3 separate regions of the Homo sapiens genome follow, and regions 1 and 3 are each linked to region 2. Evidence: read pairs that join two places in POLR2A ChIA-PET (ENCODE). Cell type or tissue: GM12878. All regions are shown on one strand. Each heading gives the region's core, and the rest is flanking DNA. Links, peaks and the distances in the headings are about the cores only.

The links. Peaks named below come from ENCODE experiments on the same cell type or tissue, not always from the same donor. Only the 100,000 strongest peaks of a DNase experiment are listed, where the experiment ranks them.
Region 1: POLR2A ChIA-PET joins it to region 2 with 5 read pairs; 4 of 35 experiments call an interaction of 5 or more read pairs at or near these places.
Region 3: POLR2A ChIA-PET joins it to region 2 with 8 read pairs; 1 of 35 experiments calls an interaction of 5 or more read pairs at or near these places.

Annotation. Positions count from the first base shown.
Region 1 is chr2:24,089,924-24,096,822 of GRCh38, forward strand. It overlaps a transcript of FAM228B not described here. Among named protein-coding and RNA genes, the nearest start is that of TP53I3, 8.5 kb to the left of the region's middle. RefSeq lists an enhancer at 5,032-6,231. In GM12878, for the core only: no CTCF peak of the experiment used is centred there; no DNase peak of the experiment used is centred there.
Region 2 is chr2:23,888,767-23,895,665 of GRCh38, forward strand. The region is part of intron 2 of ATAD2B (ATPase family AAA domain containing 2B); the gene reads right to left. Among named protein-coding and RNA genes, the nearest start is that of ATAD2B, 35 kb to the right of the region's middle. RefSeq lists an enhancer at 3,274-3,403. In GM12878, for the core only: no CTCF peak of the experiment used is centred there; a DNase peak (open chromatin) is centred at 3,305; H3K4me3 peaks cover 253 bases; H3K27ac peaks cover 561 bases.
Region 3 is chr2:24,880,882-24,887,780 of GRCh38, forward strand. All of the region lies in intron 2 of ADCY3 (adenylate cyclase 3), which reads right to left. Among named protein-coding and RNA genes, the nearest start is that of ADCY3, 36 kb to the right of the region's middle. In GM12878, for the core only: no CTCF peak of the experiment used is centred there; no DNase peak of the experiment used is centred there; H3K4me3 peaks cover 2,188 bases; H3K27ac peaks cover 2,151 bases.

The sequences.
Region 1 (6,899 bases), core at 1,040-5,039, 200 kb after region 2:
GCCATTGCACTCCAGCCTGGGGAACAAGAGCAAAACTCCGTCTAAAAAAAAAGAAAAAAAAAAAAAAACGCCGGGCGCAGTGACTCACGCCTGTAATCCCAGCACTTTGGGAGGCCAAGGCGGGCGGATCACGAGGTCAGGAGATGGAGACCATCCTGGCTAACATGGTGTATTTCTCTACTAAAAATACAAAAAATTAGCCGGGGTGGTGGCTGGCGCCTGTAGTCCCAGTTACTCGGGAGGTTGAAGCAGGAGAATGGCGTGAACCCGGGAGGCGGAGCTTGCAGTGAGCCGAGATTGCGCCACTGCACTCCAGCCTGGGCTACAGAGTGAGACTCCGTCTCAAAAACAAACAAACAAACAAAAAAATTAGCAAGGACTGGCACGGTGGCTCAACCCTGTAATCCCAGCACTTTGAGAGGCCAAGGGGGGAGCAGAACAGTTGAGGTCAGGAGTTCAAGACCAGCCTGGCCAACATGGTGAAACCCCAACTCTACTAAAAATACAAAAATTAGCTGGGCGTGGTGGTGCACGCCTGTAGTCCCAGGTACCTGCGAGGCTGAGGCAGGAGGAGGTTGCAGTGAGCTGTGATTGCACCACTGCACTCCAGCCTTGGTGACAGAGAGAGCCTCCCATCTCAAAAAAAAAAAAAAAAAAAAATAGGAAATGGAGTTCAGCAACTTATATTCCCTATGATTATACAAAATCAATATTGGGAAGTCTATCAATACAACCCCAAAACATCAACAAATTAAAGGAGAAAACACCATATGAGCCAATCAATAGAGGCCAAAAAGGCATTGATTAAACGTAGAAGCCATTCATTATAAAACCTCCAAGCAAAATAAGGATAAAAGGAAAGTATTTATAGTAGACTTTTTTTAAAAGACAAGGTCTCATTCTGTTGCCCATGCTGGAGTGCAGTGTTGTGATCACAGCTCACTGCAGCCTTGATATGGCTCAATTGAACCTCCCACCTCAGCCTCCTCAGTAGCTAGGACTACAGGCTTGAGCCACCACACCCAGATAGTTTTTGTTTGTTTGTTTATCGTTTGTTTTGTAGATACGAGGTTATGCCATGTTGCCCAAGCTGACATTATTATTTAACATTAATTCGGAAGTTTTAGTCAATACAATAAGATAAAAAACGAGGTAATTGATAATAAATACTGGAAAAGTGATAAAACAGCCTCCTTTTGTTGTTGATATGATTGTAGACTTAGAAAACGCAAGAGATGCGCTGGGTGCCATGGCTCACGCCTGTAATCCCAGCACTTTGGGAGGCGGATGACGAGGTCAGGAGATCGAGACCATCCTGGCTAACACGGTGAAACCCCGCCTCTACTAAAAATACAAAAAATTAGCCGGGCGTGGTGGCGGGCGCCAGTAGTCCCAGCTACTTGGGAGGCTGAGGCAGGAGAATGGCGTGAACCCGGGAGGCGGAGCTTGCAGTGAGCCGAGATCGCCACTGCACTCCAGCCTGGGCAACAGAGTGAGATTCCGTCTCAAAACAAAAACAAAAACAAAAAACAAACAAATACAAAAAACCACAAGAGATGCTAATTTTAAAAATGAAGCAAACATTTTTGTTTGAGATAATGAGATAATTTGTAAAAGCTGTCCAGATGAAAGCTACATACACCAGAATCAATAGCTTTATTCTACTTCAGTTAAGCAACTAGAAATATTAATAAAAATGGGGAAAATAACACTTTTACCATAGCAGTACAAGTTGTAAAAGCATAAGGAATGTATTTAACAAGGAAGATACAAAAATTATATAATGAAGACTGTAAAACTATATCAAAGAACAGAAACAAGATCTGAACAAATGAAACAGTACCATGTTTTTAGATGAGAATACAGTACCCAAAATGTCAGTTTTACCAAATTAGTATACAAATTCATTATAAATTTGGTTATAATGCCAACAGTATATTTTTTGATTGGATAAAGTGGTGTTAGAGTGTATGTGGAAGAACAAATCCCCCCAAATGACCAATAAATATATGAAAAAGAATAGTAGGGTTGGGAGTGTTGGCTCACATCTGTAATCCCAGCACTTTGGGAGGCCGAGGTGGGCAGATCACTTGAACTCAGGAGTTCAAGACCAGCCTGGGCAACATAGCAAAACCCCATCCCTACAAAAAATTAGCCAGGCATGGTGGCATGTGCCTGTAGTTCCAGCTACTTGGGAGGCTGGGAGATGGAAAGATCACATGGGCCTGGCAGGCAGAGGTTGCATTGATCATACCACTGCACTCCAGCCTGGGTGACAGAGTAAGACTCTGTCTCAAAAAAAAAAAAAAAAAAAAAAAAAGGAATAGTAGTAGGAAAGACTTATATTACCAGATGTCAGAAAATAAATCAGCCAAGCATAGTGGCTCAGGCCTGTAATCTCACCACTTTGGGAGGCCAAGGTGTGTGGATTATTTGAGGTCAGAAGTTCTAGACCAGCCTGGCCAACATGGTGAAACCCCATCTCTACTAAAAATACAAAAATTAGCTGGGTAGTGGTGGCATGTGCCTGTAATCCCAGCTATTCGGGAGGCGGGGCAGGAGACTCGCTTGAGCCTGGGAGGCAGAGGTTGCAGTGAGCCGAGATCGCGCCCTGCACTCCAGCCTGGGTGACAGAGTGAGACCCTGTCTCCATAAAAAAAAGAAAGAAAGAAAATAAATCATAGCGATAGTAACAATGACAGTATGAAACTTACTTCTAAGGAGTTTGTCCTGTAGAAATAAAACACACCAATTATACAGATGTATGTACAGAGATGTTTATTTCAGCCTTGATCATAGTAACAAAAATTTAGAAACAAAGTAGATCCCATCACTAAGGGAATGGCTGCATAAATTGTGAATTCTATGCATCCACTTGAAAAATGAACTAGAGCTATAGCAGTTGACATCAAGGGATTTCTGTGAAGCGTTTGTTTAATCAGAGTAAAATTATGGTAAAACAATGACAAAATACCCCCATACACATATACATGATTTTATGCACACACACACACACACACACACACACACACACACACACACACCATGTACAGAGGCTACCTGCCTCTGCCATCTTCCTGGCCACCCACCACCATGGCTCAGGGCTCAAGGCGTTTCTCCTTACTCCAGGTGGTAGTCTGCACACATTTTTATTCTGAAATAGGCAAAAAGCATGTCCCAAAACTATGTGTCCCCTCTCACTTTTTATTTTTATTTTTATTTTATTTTACTTTAAGTTCTGGGATACATGTGTTGAAGGTGCAGGTTTGTTACGTAGGCATACATGTGCCATGGTGGTTTACTACACCTATCAGCCTGTCATCTAGGCTTTAAGCCCCTCATGCATCAGGTGTTTGTCCTAATGCTCTCCCTCCCCTTGCCCCTAGCCCCCCAACAGGCCCCGGTGTGTGATGTCCCCCTCCGTGTGTCCACGTGTTCTCATTGTTCATCTCCCACTTATGAGTGAGAACATGCGCTATTTGGTTTTCTCTTCCTGTGTTAGTTTGCTGAGGATGATGGTTTCCAGCTTCATCCATGTCCCTGCAAAGGACATGAACTCACTCTTTTTTATGGCTGCATAGTATTCCATGGTGTATATGTATCATATTTTCTTTATCCACTCTATCATTGATGGGCATTTGGGTTGGTTCGGTGTCTTTGCTATTGTAAACAGTGCTGCAATAAACATATGTGTGCATTTTTTTTTTTTTGAGACAGAATCTTGCTGTGTCACCCAGGCTGAAGTGCAGTGGCACAATCTTGGCTCACTGCAACCTCCTCCTCCTGGGTTCAAGCGATTCTCCTGCCTTAGCCTCCCAAGTAGCTTGGGACTACAGGGGCCCACCACCTAGCCTGGCTAATTTTTTTTGTATTTTTAATAGAGACGGGTTTCACCATATTGGCCAGGCTGGTCTTGAACTCCTGACCTTGTGATCTGCCCACCTCAGACTCCCAAAGTGCTGGGATTACAGGTATGAGCCACCGCTCCTGGCTGCATGTGTCTTTGTAGTGGAATGATTTATAAACCTTTGGGTATATACCCAGTAATGGGATTGCTGGGTCAAATGGTATTTCTGGTTCTAGATCCCTGAGGAATCGCCACATACTTTTTTTTTTTTTTTTTTTTTTTTTTTTAAGACAGGGTCTTGCTGTGTCACCCAGGCTGGAGTGCAGTGGCACCATCATAGCTTACTGCAGTGTTGACCTCTTGGATTCAAGTGATCCTCCTGCCCCAGCCTCCTGAATAACTGGGCCTTGGCCTCCCGAGTAGTCTCATGTGCCTGGGACTGCAGGCACATGCCACCACACCTGGCTACTTTTTAAAGTTTTGGTAGAGACAAGATCTTTCATGTTGCTCAGGCTGGTCTTCAACTCCTGGGCTTAAGTGATCTTCCTGCCTCCATCTACCAAAGTACAGAGATTACAGGTGTGAGCCACTGTGCCTAGCCTCCTCTCACATTTTTAAGTTGATATCTAAAATTATTCACCTGAAATATAAATAGTTTAAAAGATAAGGATTTCTTATTTCTTTTAATACTGACATTTTAAACTCTTAAAACAGGCTTTTTCCCCCTCCCGAGAGACAGAGTCTTGTTCTGTTGCTGAGGCCGGAGTAAAATGTTGTGATCATAACTCACTGTAACCTCAAACTCCTGAACTCAAGGAATCCTACCACCTCAGTCTTCCTAGTAGCTGGGACTATAGGCACATGACACCATGCCTGGCTAATTTTTCTGTTTTTCGTAGAGACAGTCTCACTATGTTGCCTCAGCTGGTCTTGAACTCTTGGCCTCAAGGGATCCTCCTTCCTTGGCCTCTCTAAGTGCTGAGTTTACAGGCATGAGCCACTTTGCCCAGCCTACATCAGGCTTTTAAATATATCAATTGGGCCGGGTGCGGTGACTCACACCTGTAATCCTGGCATTTTAGGAGGCCGAGGTGCGCAGATCACTTGAGTTCAGGAGTTGGAGACCAGCCTGGCCAACATGGTGAAACCCCATCTCTACTAAAAATACCAAAAAAATTAGCCTGGCGTGGTGGCACACACTCATAGTCCTAGCTACTCCCAAGGGTGAGGCAGGAGAATCACTTGAACCTGGGATGCAGAGGTTGCAGTCAGCCAAGATTGCGCCACTGCACTCCAGCCTTATATTAGAGCAATTTGATATTTATTAATATAATCATCCACTAAGAAAGACCCAAACTCTTCTTTAACAGTTAAAAGTTTAACAACCGGAACAGCTCCAGTCTGCAGCTCCCAGCGTGATCGACGCAGAAGACAGGTGATTTCTGCATTTCCGACTGAGGTAACTGATTCATCTCACTGGGACTGGTTTGACAGTGGGTGCAGCCCACGGATGGGGAGCTGAAGCAGGGCAGGGCGTCACCTCACCCTGGAAGTGCAAGGGGTCAGGGGATTTCCCTTTCCTAGCCAAGGGAAGCCGTGACAGACTACCTGGAAAAATGGGACACTCCTGCCCAAATACTGCACTTTTCCCAAGATCTTAGCCACCGGCAGACAAGGAGATTCTCTCCCATGCCTGGCTCGGCGGGTTCCACACCCACGGAGCCTTGCTCACTGCTAGTGCAGCAGTCTGAGATCGAACTGTGAGGCGGCAGCCTGGCTGGGGGAGGGGCGTCCGCTGTTGCTGAGGCTTGAGTAGGTAAACAAAGCAGCCGGGAAGTTCGAACTGGGCAGAGCCCACTGCAGCTCAGTAAGGCCTACTGCCTCTAGACTCCATCTCTGTGGCCAGGGCATAGCTGAACAAAAGGCAGCAGACAACTTTTGCAGACTTAAAGGTCCCTGTCTGACAGCTCTGAAGAGAGCATTGGTTCTCTCAGCACGGTGTTTGAGCTCTGAGAACGGACAGACTGCCTCCTTAAGTGGGTCCCTCACCCCCATGTAGCCTAACTAGGAGATACCTCCCAGGAGGGGCCGACAGACACCTCATATAGGCACCTGCCTCTCTGGGACGAAGCTTCCAGAGGAAGGATCAGGAAGTAGTATTTGCTGTTCTGCAATATTTGCTGTTCTGCAGCCTCCGCTGGTGATACCCAGGAAAACAGGGTCTGGGGTGGACCTCCAGCAAACTCCAACCGACCTGCAGCTGAGGGACCTGACAGTTAGAAGGAAAACTGAAAAACAGAAAGGAATAGCATCAACATCACCAAAAAGGTCATCTACACCAAAACCCCATCTGTAGGTCACCAACATCAAAGACCAAAGGTAGATAAAACCACAAAGATGGGGAGAAACCAGAGCAGAAAAGCTGAAAATTCTAAAAATCAGAGTGCCTCTTCTCCTCCAAAGGATCGCAACTCCTCGCCAGCAAAGAGACAAAGCTGGATGGAGAATGACTTTGACAAGTCGACAGAAGTAGGCTTCAGAAGGTTGGTAAAAACAAACTTCTCCGAGCTAAAGGAGGACGTTTGAACCCATCGCAAGGAAGTAAAACCCTTGAAAAAAGATTAGACGAATGGCTAACTGGAATAAACAGTGTAGAGAATACCTTAAATGACCTGATGGAGCTGAAAACCACGGCACAAGAACTTCGTGACACATGCACAACCTTCAATAGCCGATTCGATCAAGTGGAAGAAAGGGTATCAGTGATTGAAGATCAAATTAATGAAATAAAGCAAATAAGACAAGGTTACAGGAAAAAGAGTAAAAAGACATGAACAAAGCCTCCAAGACAAATGGGACTATGTGAAAAGACCAAATCTATGTTTGATTGGTGTACCTGGAAGTGATGGGGAGAATGGAACCAACTTGGAAAACACTCTTCAGGATATTATCCAGGAGAACTTCCCCAACCTAGCAAGGCAGGCCAACATTCAAATTCAGAAAATACAGAGAACACCACAAAGATACTCCTTGAGAAGAGCAACCCCAAGAC
Region 2 (6,899 bases), core at 1,042-5,041:
TGATAAATTTATTAACACAATAAACAGTAAGAAAAAAGTGCTTGAATACCAATATCATTTAATAATTTCTTCAAAGTATTTTATTACACATTTAATCTGACAAATCAAACAGCTGATTTATCGAAAGAGCCATTTTACAATTCTCTCTTTTGGGTGGAAGAAGAGAAATGTAAATCACTGGAAAGTTACTAAAAAGGCCATCAAAACATGAGGACTAGGAAAAAGTCACCATACTTCTTAGTACAGTCAGAAAGTTCAAAAGTAAAAACTAAATTGCTGCATAATAAAAGAGTTGTCAATGCAAACTAAGATATTTTTGAAATATCCAACAATTATTAGTTTCGAAGATTAAAAAACTAGGGAAAGGACATCCAGAAAATCACAAATATGTATGACTGCCTTCCTTTTTTTCTCCCCACAAGACAGAGTCTTGCTCTGTCGCCCAGGCTGGAGTACAGTGGCGCGATCTCGGCTTACTGCTACCTCCGTCTCCCAGGCTCAAGTGATTCTCCTGCCTCAGCCTCCCAAGTAGCTGGAATTACAGGCACGTGCCACCATGTCCGGCTAATTTTTGTATTCTTAGTACAGATGGGGTTTCACCATGTTGGTCAGGCTGGTCTCAAACCCCTGACCTCAGGTGATCTGCCCACCTCGGCCTCCCAAAGTGCTGGGATTACAGGCGTAAGCCACCGCGCCCAGCCCCTATGACTGCCTTCTATGTGGTTTGCACAAATTTTTAATTAAAATAATCTAACATTTTTGGTTACTCCAGTACTCTTCAAGTTAAATTATAAATATATTGTACATCACAATACCCCTGGCCCAGCAAAGGTCACAGTTAAGACGACTAAAGGGTATAAACAAAAACTCAAGCCAGGCGCGATGGCTCACGCCTATAATCCCAGCACTTTGAGAGGCCGAGGCAGGTGGATCACCTGAGGTCAGGAGTTCGAGACCAGCCTGGCCAACATGGTGAAACCCCGTCTCTACCAAAAATACAAAAATTGCTGGGCGTGGTGGCGGGCACCTGCAATCCCAGCTACTCGGGAGGCTGAGGCAGGAGAATTGCTTGAACCCAGGAGGCAGATGTTGTAGTGAGTGGACATCACATCACTGCACTCCAGCCCAGGTGACAGAGCAAGGCTCCATCTAAAAAACAAAAAACAGGCTGGGCGCGGTGGCTCATGCCTGTAATCCCAACACTTTGGGAGGCCGAGGCGGGCAGATTACGAGGTCAGGAGATCGAGACCATCCTGGCTAACACGGTGAAACCCCATCTCTACTAAAAATACAAAAAAATCAGCCAGGCGTGGTGGCAGGCACCTGCAGTCCCAGCTACTCGGGAGGCTGAGGCAGGAGAATGGCGTGAACCTGGGAGGTGGAGCTTACAGTGAGCCGAGATCGCGCCACTGCACTCCAGCCTGGGTGACAGAGCGAGACTCCGTCTAAAAACAAAAAATAAATAATAAATAACAAAAAACAAAACAAAAAAAACCCTCATACTACTACGCATCTTCAGATTGTCAAAAAAATAACAACAAAAATCTAGCCCCCCCGCCTTTCCTCTAGAAAACAACAAAAAAAATACCTTTACCTAATATACTATCTTGGAGAAAATTTCATTTTTAGCACCACTGTATACAATGCACATGATTCTCCAGGTATATGAGTGTGACTATAAAGTAACTAAATGGATGTAATACAGGTATTCTTACAACGTTGTCATTACACAATGCATTCCTGGAATTCTTAAGAATCACTCTCAAAATCCACTTAAAACCACACAGAAAAACCAACTTTATTACTTCATAAATATACTTTGTCTTTAGACCCAACAAAGCATTAACTCAGCTTGATCAGTTTATTCACAAGTCTTGGCACCAAATGAATTCTGACTATATACAAAGCCAAATGGTTGGAATTTCACATCACTTGAATTGTTCAAAAGAATAAGATGCAGACCCTAAAGTCATTCCACAAAAGAAATCTAAAACTTTTCAGAACAATGGTAACATCATTGGGGAAAAAAGCACAATAAGCTTTTTGTCTGCTCTAAAGAAGACAATGCTTACTTGGCTTTTATTACTAATGAAAGATCTGTTTTAAGAAAAAATCTTTAAAAACTTGTTCTTCAATTGATCCAATGACCTTATAGTCATAGATTATTGTCATCATCATCTTTATAAAAGGGAGACTGAAAAAGGAGACACGACATGAAATACATGAGTATATTAAAAGATTTAATATACTGAGATTTTTTTTTTTTTTTTTTGAGGTGGAGTCTTGCTCAGCCACCCAGGCTGGAGTGCAGTGGTGCGATCTTGGCTCACTGCAACCACCATCTCCCGGGTTCAAGTGATTCTCTCATCTCAGCCTCCCGAGTAGCTGGGATTACAGGCACCCGCCATCATGCCCAGCTAATTTTTGTATTTTAGTAGAGACAGGGTTTCACCATGTTGGCCAGGCTGATCTTGAACTCCTGACCTCAGGTGATCCACCCGCCTTGGCCTCCCAAATTGCTAAGATTACAGGCGTAAGCCACCACGCCCAGCCTACACTGAGATTTTGTAAGGGTTAGCCTGCTTAAACGTATATGCCTAAAAGTTTCTGTATTATATGAATGTTCTCAAAAGTTGTTCACTTAAATTGAGTGGGTAGCTATTTTTTGAAAAGAAGGAAGGTGGGTTGGAGATTTTTTTCCCTGTATCGTTTCCTGAATTTTTATTTATTATTTATTATTTTTTGAGGGGACAGAGCCTCACTCTGTCGCCCACGGTGGAGTGCAGTGGCTCTATCTTGGCTCACTGCAACCTCCGCCTCCTGGATTCAAGCAATTCTCATGCCTCAGCCTCCCAAGCAGTACAGGCGTGCACCACCACACCTGGCTAATTTTTGTATTTTTAGTGTAGACAGGGTTTCACTATGTTGGCCAGGCTGGTCTCCAACTCCTGACCTCAGATGATACCCCCCCGCCCCGACCCCCACCTCAGACTCCCAAAGTGCTGGGATTACAGGCGTGAGCCGCTGCACCTAACCCTGTTTCCTGAATTTTTAAATGGAACCAGTTTCACTTTGCATTAGGTGATTATTACGTTAGAACTTTCTACAGCTTTAATTATCTGGGGCACACGCTATTGCAATATCAGACTTAAAAATCATACTTATTCTCCCTTTCCCATATAAACTCAAGGCATTTAATGATTTATGAGGGTTATAAACCTCAATTCAAAAAAGCCCAAGTTCTGACAGACGTCACTTAACCACTACCACTCCTCAATTCTAATATGCCTCAGCAGTCCACATAGGTGGTTATACTTCTGCCTCACCTCACTACTTCCTCATTACCTAACCACAAAAGGAAACTTTCAAGCATGCTACATTTCAGTACACAATAAATCTTTTTTTTCTTTTTCTTGAGACGGAGTCTCGCTCTGTGGCCCAGGCTGGAGTGCAGTGGCGCGATCTTGGCTCATTGCAAGCCCCGCCTCCCTGGTTCACGCCATTCTCCTGCCTCAGCCTCCTGAGTAGCTGGAACTACAGGCACCCGCCACCACGCCTGGCTAATTTTTTGTATTTTTTAGTAGAGACGGGGTTTCACCGTGTTAGCCAGGATGGTCTCTATCTCCTGACCTCGTGATCCGCCCGCCTCGGCCTCCCAAAGTGCTGGGATTACAGGCGTGAGCCACTGCGCCCGGTTTTTTCTTTTCTTTTTTTTTTTTTTTTAAGACAGAGTCTCACTCTGTCATCCAGGCTAGAGTGCAGTGGTACGATCTCAGCTAACTGCAACCTCTGTCTCCCAGGTTCAAGCAATTCTCGTGCCTCAGCCTCCCAACTAGCTGGGTACAGGCACGCGCCGCCTTGCTTAGCTAATTTTTGTATTTTTAGTAGAAATGGGATTTCACCATGTTGGCCAGACTGGTCTCCAACTCCTGGCCTCAAGTGATCCACCACCCTTGGCCTCCCAAAGTGCTGGAATTACAGGCGTGAGCCACCACACCCAGCCAAGTGTACAGTAAGTCTTATGAAAATTTCAATTTGTCTGTATCTTAGAGTATGCGTATTATTCTAGATATATATCAGGTTAAATAAATGACTAGTAGCTAAATAAATATCCGCTGACCAAAAAAGTCAATAAAATAGCATCTGTACTCACAGTATTTGTAAGCTACAACATCTATCTATATTAGTATGTATATTTGGGAATTTCTATATACAATATAAAAACTATATATTAAAAAATATTTTTGACCAAAAACATCCTATTTTACTAAAAGTATCAATCATTAAAATTCTGTTGATACACTTGGGCCTTTAAACCCAGGTTTCACCCCAAAAGAAAACTCATAATCTATCTCAAATCACTTAGGAAGATTCAGAAGTTCTAGGTCCACTTTTATCTCTATCTTCATCCAATTACCTAACTCTAAAATGGAAATTTATTTTGCCAATTAACAGTAATTTATTTAACGACCTTAGTGGTCTTTGCAAAGTTCTTTAGAATTCATTATTTTTCATAGCTAATACTAATTCTTATCTGTATTCAATTTTCCTCCATATGAATTATTATTTCTAACAAATTATTTTTTGTGAAAGGACTTCAATAAGTTTACCTTAGATGCTCATAAGAGTTTAGATTACCAAAATAAAGGAATCAAGATTCTCAGGTTCATGACATAAAAACAAATACAAGCCTTCAAGTAATTCTTAATTTTTTGTACTTATATTATCTCAAAATCTAAAATATTTTTAACTACAAGTTTTCCTTAAAATTAAATTCTATTGAATCTAATAGGTCAAATTGCATTTTATTTTCAGGTCATCTGAAACATCAAAAGATTTTAATTCTAAAAGTTTAACAGTTACTCAGACTCCTAGATGAATAAACTAAAAAAAAAAAAAACTTTTTTTTTTTTTTTTTTACGAAGACAGGTCTCACTCTGCCACCCGGGATGGAGTGCGATGGCGTGATCACAGCTCACTGTAGCCTCAAACTGCTAGGATCATGGCATCCTCCAGCCTTAGCCTTTCGAGTAGATCGGACTACAAGCATGTGCCTGAAGCTAATTTTTTAGTATTTCACAGAGATGAGGTCTCACTATGTTGCCCAGGCTGTTCTTGAACTCCTGGGCTCAAGCAATCCTCCTGCCTTGGCCTCCCAAAGTTCTGGGATTACAGGCATGAGCCACATGCCTGGCCTCAAAAATCTTTTTAAATTGTGTGAGTTACTAAACATTGTCCTTTTGCCAAAACAGAAACAGTAAATGTATTAGTATTCATTAGTTCAGTTTTTTACTCAAAATGCATCTAGGATTTTTTTAAAGAAATATCTCACTCTACGGTACCTAAATGATTCCTAAATGGAAGCATATCTTTCATATGCTCTCCCAAAATTTTTGAGGCCTTTTTATATGAAAGACTTCTATATGAAATATCGGCCAGGCACGGTGGCTCGTGCCTGTAATCCCAGCACTTTGGGAGGTCGAGGCGGGTGGATCACCTGAGGTCCAGAGTTCAAGACCAGCCTGACCAACATGGAGAAACCCTGTCTCTACAAAAAATACAAAATTAGCTGGGCGTGGTGGCGCATGCCTGTAATCCCAAATACTCGGGAGACTGAGGCAGGAGAATCACTTGAACCTGGGAGACAGAGGTTGCAGTAAGCAAAGATAGCGCCATTGCACTCCAGCAAAACTCCATCTCAAAAAAAAAAAAGAAAGAAAGAAAAGAAATATCAAGATCAATTTACATAAAGGCCTGCTGGGTGGATAAAATAAGAGAAATCTAGTATATTACTTGCACTTGAATAAACTGTTAAAATCATCTTAAAAGCCCAATTTTAACACTAAAAGAACATTGTTAGGAATATTTATCTAGAAGATATTTGATTCACTCATTTAATAAATGAAGGATAGAGATTATAACAGGTAGATCAAGTCTAAAAGTTAATGTAATTACATGGCAGTACTAAAGTAACATCATCATAATGATCCAGACCTGTTTCATCTCACAGATGTATGGGTGTGGGAAAGAAAAATAAAAATCAACAGACTATGATTCATGTATTTTTCTACTTAGCCCCATATAATGCAAATTACAAAAACATAAAATAAACTGGTACATCTTATGGAGCATATTTTAGTAAGTACAGAGACCCCTTAGGGACTAATAAATGTACGCAGCCTGTCAAAGTCTATATAACCCCAAATATTTTTTTCACTAGAGAATAAAAGTATCCAGAATTTACCTACACATATAAAATCAAAATATTTTTAAATGCTTGAAGAATAAAAACAAAGGACTTCCCTTTTACTTCTGTTCAGTCACACATCATCAGCACTTCTACTTTAAAGAGTTTAAAGAACCCTTTAGTTCCCAGACCCATGTAAAAAAAAATTGTTTTTAATTAGAAAAAATAAAAATAAAGACTTGCATAAAATAGAAGTTAAAGATTCTGATTTCAATGTTTAAATCTTTTCTATGTGTGTGCCTAACCATTACTACCATTTGGGAGTAAATTAAACTTAATTTTAGTCAGTTTCAGAGTAAATGTCGGTAATTTACTATGAAACTGACTAAAATTAAGTTTTCTTGATACATACTGAACCAGACACAAAGCAAATTTAAGTTAAAAACAGGATAATAGATGAAAAGATGTCTTTTAAAATTAATTTAAATGTCATTATATCTTAGTATATCAATTCAAGTGAAATAATAATCTTTAAAAAGGGAGATTTTATTTTCAAATAAAAATATAACTCTGACCATATGTTTTATTTAAATTTTCAGGACTATAAACACATATGCATACTCAAGAGTCATCAAAATCCTTATTGTTTTACTTATGGTAATTTCTATTACATACCATGTATCTTTATAAAACAAATATAGAAAATAAACTT
Region 3 (6,899 bases), core at 1,971-5,970, 990 kb after region 2:
GCAGGCACCTGTAATCCCAGCTATTCGGGAGGCTGAGGCAGGAGAATCGCTTGAACCCGGGAGGCGGAGGTTGCAGTGAGCCAAGATAGCACCACTGCACTCCAGCCTGGGCAATAGAGTGAGACTCCACCTCAAAAAAAAAAAAAAAGTCTCCTTCCTTCCTGCTGGCTTTGACCACGTGATTTGCTTTGGCCAAAAAGACTTCAGCATCTATAAAAGCAGCACATTCTGAAATGCCCATGAGGGCTGGCTTTTTGTTTTGTGCTTCTCCCGTCACCAGAACACCACACACTAAGAACCTCACTGGTACAACAGAACAATAAACTGATACAGCAGAACTGATCCCAAGCTGCAGCTTAGAGCCAAAGCCATCCCAGCCCAGATCAGCCCCACCCCAGCCAACCCACAGATGTGCAAGTGAGGAATGCCTGGCATGAGCCACCGAGTTCTGGGCTGTTATGCAGCATTAGGTGAAAACAGCTGGCACCGACGTTAGGACAGGTCTCTCGGAAGCAGTGTCATTTCAACTGAGAAGTGAATGCCAAGCAAGATCCAGCCACGGGAGAGGCCAGAAGGATGGGCATTCTGGGTGGAGAAGACACTAGCAGTGCAAAGGAGACCCCCCTACAGCATGAGGCACAGCCTTCCCTCAGTGCAGCTCCTGATGCGTCTGTGTGTATCTCCCAAGAGGATGCAGTAAGTACCTGAGATCATGGGTGTCACTTACATTTGTAGCCCCAGGGCCTTGCACAGCTATTGGAACATAGCAAACGTGAGCTGTGTGAACAGCTACAGTGGTAAAAAGAAGCTGAAAGAACAGTTCATTCTCCACTGAAGTGTTCCCCCTTGATAAGAGAGCCAAAATGAAGATAAACAGAGAAGTGGTTCTCAACCACAGGTGATCAGCCCACCACCGAGGCCATTCCACAGTGTGTCTGGAGACGTTTTGACAGTCACGACTAGGAGAGCGGGTGCTACTGGCCTCTAGTGGGCGGAGGCCAGGGATGCTGCTGAACATCCTACACTGCACAGGGCAGCCCCCACCACAAAGAACCATCCAGCCCCAAATGTCAACGGAGCCAACGTCAAGAAACCCTGGCCTGGAACAACGCCTTCTTCCTTTTTGATTCCTGAGTGTTCACAATGAACTTTTTCTTGACCTTTTCTACCAGAGAATAATGAACTCTGAAGCAATGGTGTGAACAAGTAGATTTATTTTTATGTCAATTGTAGAGTTTGTGGGCTAAGAGGAGAATGCTCCTGATACTTACTGAACATAAAGACACAACAGCCTGATCAATGCACCCACCCAGAAGGCCCACGTTTCAGGGGTGTAGATGGTCAAAACCAGAGAAGGCCATCTGGTCAACCTCCCCATTTCCATGCAAGAATGGACAGCTCAAATGTAGCATCTTATCCTAACCCAGGGATTACTCACTTGGACTAGGCTTTGGAGGAGTTGGTGAGCCCTTAAAGTAGGGCAGAAATCACACTTGGCCCGTCTCTGGGAAGCAAGTCCATTGCTCTTGTCAGATTCTCCTAAGGATCTGTTACTCCAGATGACTGAGAACCACAAAACTCCTCAAAAGCTCCCACTGCTCTTGCTGCTTCACTAGACACACAAACATCTGCTCACAGCATTTCCTGTCTTCTCTTATTGATGTGACCTCATTATTTAGTCACCTTGGTCTCTTTCTCTAGGCCAAATAATTCCAATTCTATTTAAAGAAGTCCGTTTTAAAGCCGAATCATGTTTGGTCTCATGTCTTTTTACAAAGTGGTCAGTTCAACTCTATTGAATACTCTGGTGAGTGGCGGACCCCATACTGGGCCCTGGAGATTATAAAATTACCTCAAGGAGCTGACTCTACTGGCAGTAAAGAAGCTAGCAGTGGCCGGGCACCGTGGCTCATGCCTGTAATTCCAGCACTTTGGGAGGCCGAGGCGGGTGGATCGCCTGAGGTCAGGAGTTCGAGACCAGCCTGGGCAACTTGGTGAAACCCCGTCTCTACTAAAAATACAAAAATTAGCTGGGTATATGGTGGCACATGCCTGTAGTCCCAAGTTATTTGGGAGGCTGAGGCACAAGAACTGCTTGAGCCCGGGAGGCAGAGGTTGCAGTGAGCCGAGATCACACCACTGCACTCCAGCCTGGATGATGGAGTGAGACCCTGTCTCAAAAAAAGGGCCAGGCGCGGTGGCTCAAGCCTGTAATCCCAACACTTTGGGAGGCAGAGGCGGGCAGATCACGAGGTCAGGAGTTCAAGACTAGCCTGGCCAATATAGTGAAACCCCGTCTCTACTAAAAATATAAAAATTAGCTGGGCATGGTGGCGGGCACCTGTAGTCCCAGCTACTTGGGAAGCTGAGGCAGAAGAATCGCTTGAACCCGGGAGTCGGAGGTTGCAGTGAGCTGAGATCTCACCACTGCCCTCCAGCCTGGGCGACACAGAGAGACTCTGTCTCAAAAAAAATAAAAAAAAGAAGCTAGCAGTGAACAGAGGATGTGCAGCTCGATTCTGAGGGAGAGGGGAGAAGTCAGCAAAGGCCCCCATGAGGAAGGAAAGCTTGGGCTGGCCACACTCAGTTGGAGTTTTCACATGTTCTGAAAACACAGAGCTTTCACATATATTTAAGCATATAGATTCTGGACGATAAAGAAAATTGAAACCAATTTCTAACTGACGGCCAATACTAAGTGAGGCAGGAATGAAAGGGCTCCATGCTTTTGCTCATGCTTTCTTACCTATAAGCAACACTGGGTACATTTATCACACAGATCACCTGACTTTCTGAAACTAACTTTAGATGAACTTGAAAGCAAATGTACCAGCTCGGAGGAAGACAAGTGTATAATCTGGAGACAGAAGATATTTAGGAATCCAGATAGATCATCACACAAACTTAAAATGTAAAAACTTGAAGGGAACAGATCACTGATGACACAGAAACACCAAGCCCTTATTCTCTTGTGTTTGTGGCCATGGAACACAGCAAACTCTTTGGATTCCAAAACTTCCTACCTTTCAATTCAGAAAATGACATTTTGAGAGTAAAACTTTTTGCACACCGTCTGCAACAAAAACCCACATCATCTGCTCTCCTGAATCACAGCTTTCTCCTGGGGATTTGATACATCTTTTTTCTCCCCTTTAGTCCTTCTAGGGGTTTCTCAGCAATTCCCTCTTCCCTACAGCCTCTCACAGCCTTCCCAGGGACATTCAGCATTTTTTTTTTCCAGTCACTGGTTCTGATGCAACCCTTCTGGCGTTGTTCCTGAGTTGCTGTTTTTCCAGTTCAGTGTTTCTGGGCCAGGTGCACCAGCGTCCCAAAGGGAGCTGGTTAAAATGGGAGATTCCAGGGTCCTAGCCCACAGAATCCCCGGCATCTGCATCTGTGCCCTCCTCCAGGTGATTCTCTTCTACAGAATCACTGTTCAAGGTGGAGTAGTAGATATGAAAACAAGGCAAAGAGCTTCCAGCCTTCCTGGGTCTTTAAACCAAACTCTCATGCTGCTGCCTTAGGCCATCTTCCTATGCCTATCCCCTATTTTTCTTCTATGCATTTATTGTCTTTATTTTCTAATAATCTTTTTTTTTTTTTTTTTTTTTTGAGACGGAGTCTCACTCTGTCACCCAGGCTGAAGTGCAGTGGTGCAATCTCAGCTCACTGCAACCTCCGCCTCCCAGGTTCAAGCGATTCTTCTGCCTCAGCCTCCCGAGTATCTGGGATTTACAGGTGCCCGCCACCACGCCCGGCTAATTTTTGTATTTTTAGTAGAGACAGGGTTTTGCCACGTTGGCCTGGCTGGTCTTGAACTCCTGACCTCAAGTGATCTGCCCGCCTTGGCCTCCCAAAGTGCTGGGATTACAGGTGTGAGCCACAGCGCCCAGCCCTCATTTTCTAACAGTCTTCTGATCCCTGGTTCACCCTCACCCTGAGTTAGGTACCCTTTTACCATCTTTTTTCCCTTCTGACCAGCATGTCTCCCACACATTCAAAGCTCCACCCACGGCGGTGCTTTCCACCTGTTGATGCTGCTTCATGTCTCCTGCGTTTAATTCAGTTCCCTGGTTTTCAATTCAGATTTAAAGTCCTTTCCAATTTTCCTTCTTCTTGTCCTGAGAGACTCTGGTCTGGAAGGACCATGGCAGGTCATGGACCAGGCCTCTCAATGCACTCTCTTAGTCACATGACAGAGACTTCCAAATTCCAAAATTCAAGTTCAAGGCCCTGGTGAACTATCACCTCTCCTAAATTCCAGTTCCTCAGCCTCCACTGTCTTGATGAGCACCACCTGCAGGTGCTCACTTCACCCTCACTCAGCAGATCCCAACTTTGGCTGTGCCTTAGAATCACCTGGGGAGTTATGCCCAGGCAGAGTCCACAAAAGTGGAACCAGAGGCCCAGACACTGGTATTGCTGAAAAGTTTCCAGGAGACCTTATGGCGGGACCAGGAGTGGAAAACGCTAAAGTCAATGTGAACACCCAAGCTTGTCATGGTCTCCCCTAACCAGCCCTGATCCACAGGTCTCACTTCTGCCAACACTACGCCCCAGCTAGGAACACAGCACCCAACACGGCGCAGGTCCTCAGTAACATTGGCTGAACGCCTGAACCAGCGCCAGCCTGCTCTCTCTCACTGAGCTCCTTTCTGTGCCTCCAGCAGGTCCTTCATCCCAGCTGGTCTTTCCAGGTAAAAGCCTCTGGGTCTCCTTTTTCCTCACTCTTGCTGCCACCACCTGGCTCACACCCTTACTTCCCACAGGGCTGGGGACAGACTCATCTCCCTGGTCCTGCCAATCCACCCTGGAACACATTAATCTTCCAAAATAATATTTTTGCAAGTACCACCTTCTGCTCAAAACACCTCAATAGCTGCCAATTGTCCAAGAGTTCAAAATCTTCATTCTGGCATTCAGGGTCCTATATACTCTGGGCTTTACCATGAACTTGAATCTAAACCCCGCCCCCACAGCTGCCTGAGGTAAACCATCTGCTTTAGCCAAGCTGACGTCCTCAGCATGTCACCAACTGGCCTCCTGACCTCGGCACATGCTGTAGCCCCTATTTTGAGAGCTCTTAAACTTCCCCACGAAAGTGCCTGGGGAGGAAGCTTCTCATTTTACTTGCTAATATATGTGGATTCTGCATTCTGTTCAATAAAATCCATGTTTGTATTTGTATTTTTAAGTGTTTAAAAATATTTGCCAAACAGATGTCTCCACCTGTTTCAGTGTAAGTGCCACTAGGGCAGGGACGACATCTGTCCCAGTCCCCACTGTGTTCCCAGCACTCAGTAGCACCCAGCACGCTGTCTGCTGGGTGAAGGAATGAATACATGGAGGACACAGGATGAAAGGAAATGCCAACTCCACGGTCATCCTGTGGCTTCACATGCGCCAAAGCAAACACAACCCTGCACCCCCAATGTGGGAAGCACGCACTTAGAATGCCCCTCCCCACCTGGCCGCCTTCCGCCTCCCCCTCGAAATCTAGCTGAACCCCGCCTCCTCCATCGAGCCCACCTGAGCCTCCTTGCGCTACATCATGTTTAGCAAACACGCCTCACCTCCACCCGGACCTTGCAAAGGGCCAGGTGGGAAGATAAACCTCCCTAAGATCTTCCCACAAGACCTGGGCACAGAACCCAGTCACCTCACTCTGCCCTCCTGCTTCGCCTTGACACAGAAACTCTGAAGCTCAGGGTCATGACAACCAGGAATGAAGGGAGAAGACCCCCGCCCCGAGATGGGTGTGAGCTGCGCTGCCAGGCCAGTTCTCGCCACTCATCATCCAGCTCCCAGCAGCGCAAAAGCTCTACTCTCCTTAGAAACTGGAGCTGGTTCCGGGCGATGCCCACGGACTCACTGCTCTCACTCACTCGGATGAGCCTGCCCTGGGGAGGGGAAGGGGGAAGCCCAGCTGGCAAGGAGGCTGCCATGTGCCCTGAGTGGGTGAGGTTAGCTGCTGCACAAGGCAAGCCGGTCCCTGGGGCTCTGCTAGGCAGATGCTGGGCCTGGCTGGCACAAAGGGGTGCAAATCACCAACTCGACAGTCCCCCACAAGTGACACCCCGTGGCTCACTCTTGGTCTTAACTTCTCCCTAGCAGCCCCAGCTTTCTTCCTGTATTAGTCCGTTTTTGTACTGCTATAAATAACTGCCTGTGACCGGGCAATTTATAAAGGAAAGAGGTTTAACTGACTCACAGTTCAGCATGGCTGGGAAGGCCTCAGGAAATTTACAATCATGGCGAAAGGGTCACAAAACACCTCCTTCACAAAGCAGCAGGAAGACGTGCCGAGCGAAAGGGGAAGAGCCCTTTATAATACCATCGGATCTTGTGAGAACTCACTCACTATCACGAGAACAGCATGGGGGAAACCACCCCATGATTCAACTACCTCCACCTGGTCTCTCCCTTGACACGTAGGGATGATGGAGATTACAATTCAAGATGAGATTTGGGTGGGGACGCAAAGCCTAACCGTATCACTTACTCTCTCTAGCCTTCCACCTGCGAGCTCCACGGCTCCTTTCCCTCGGAGACCAGGCCAGCCACTGCACCTGGGGGGATTTTCACAGCCTGGGAACACTCGGGGCTGCCAAGAGGTCGAAAACCAGGCCAAGTCCCGAGGGGTTCACCGGCATCATGCAGCGATAGCCGTGATGGCTCCTGAGGGTGCCTGGTTCCCCCGGCATCTGGCTCTGTGGGCCCCCATGACCACGTGTCCCAGCCCACTCCCCCCCGACACACACACCTCCTCTCGGTGAGGCCAACACTCGGGGCAGGAAAGCATGGCGGTGAAGAATGCAGCTCCAAACTCAGGCTGGAGTGGAATTTCATCTCCATCATGGGCCTGGGCCTTGGAAGTTGCCACACTTTAAACTCGCTGC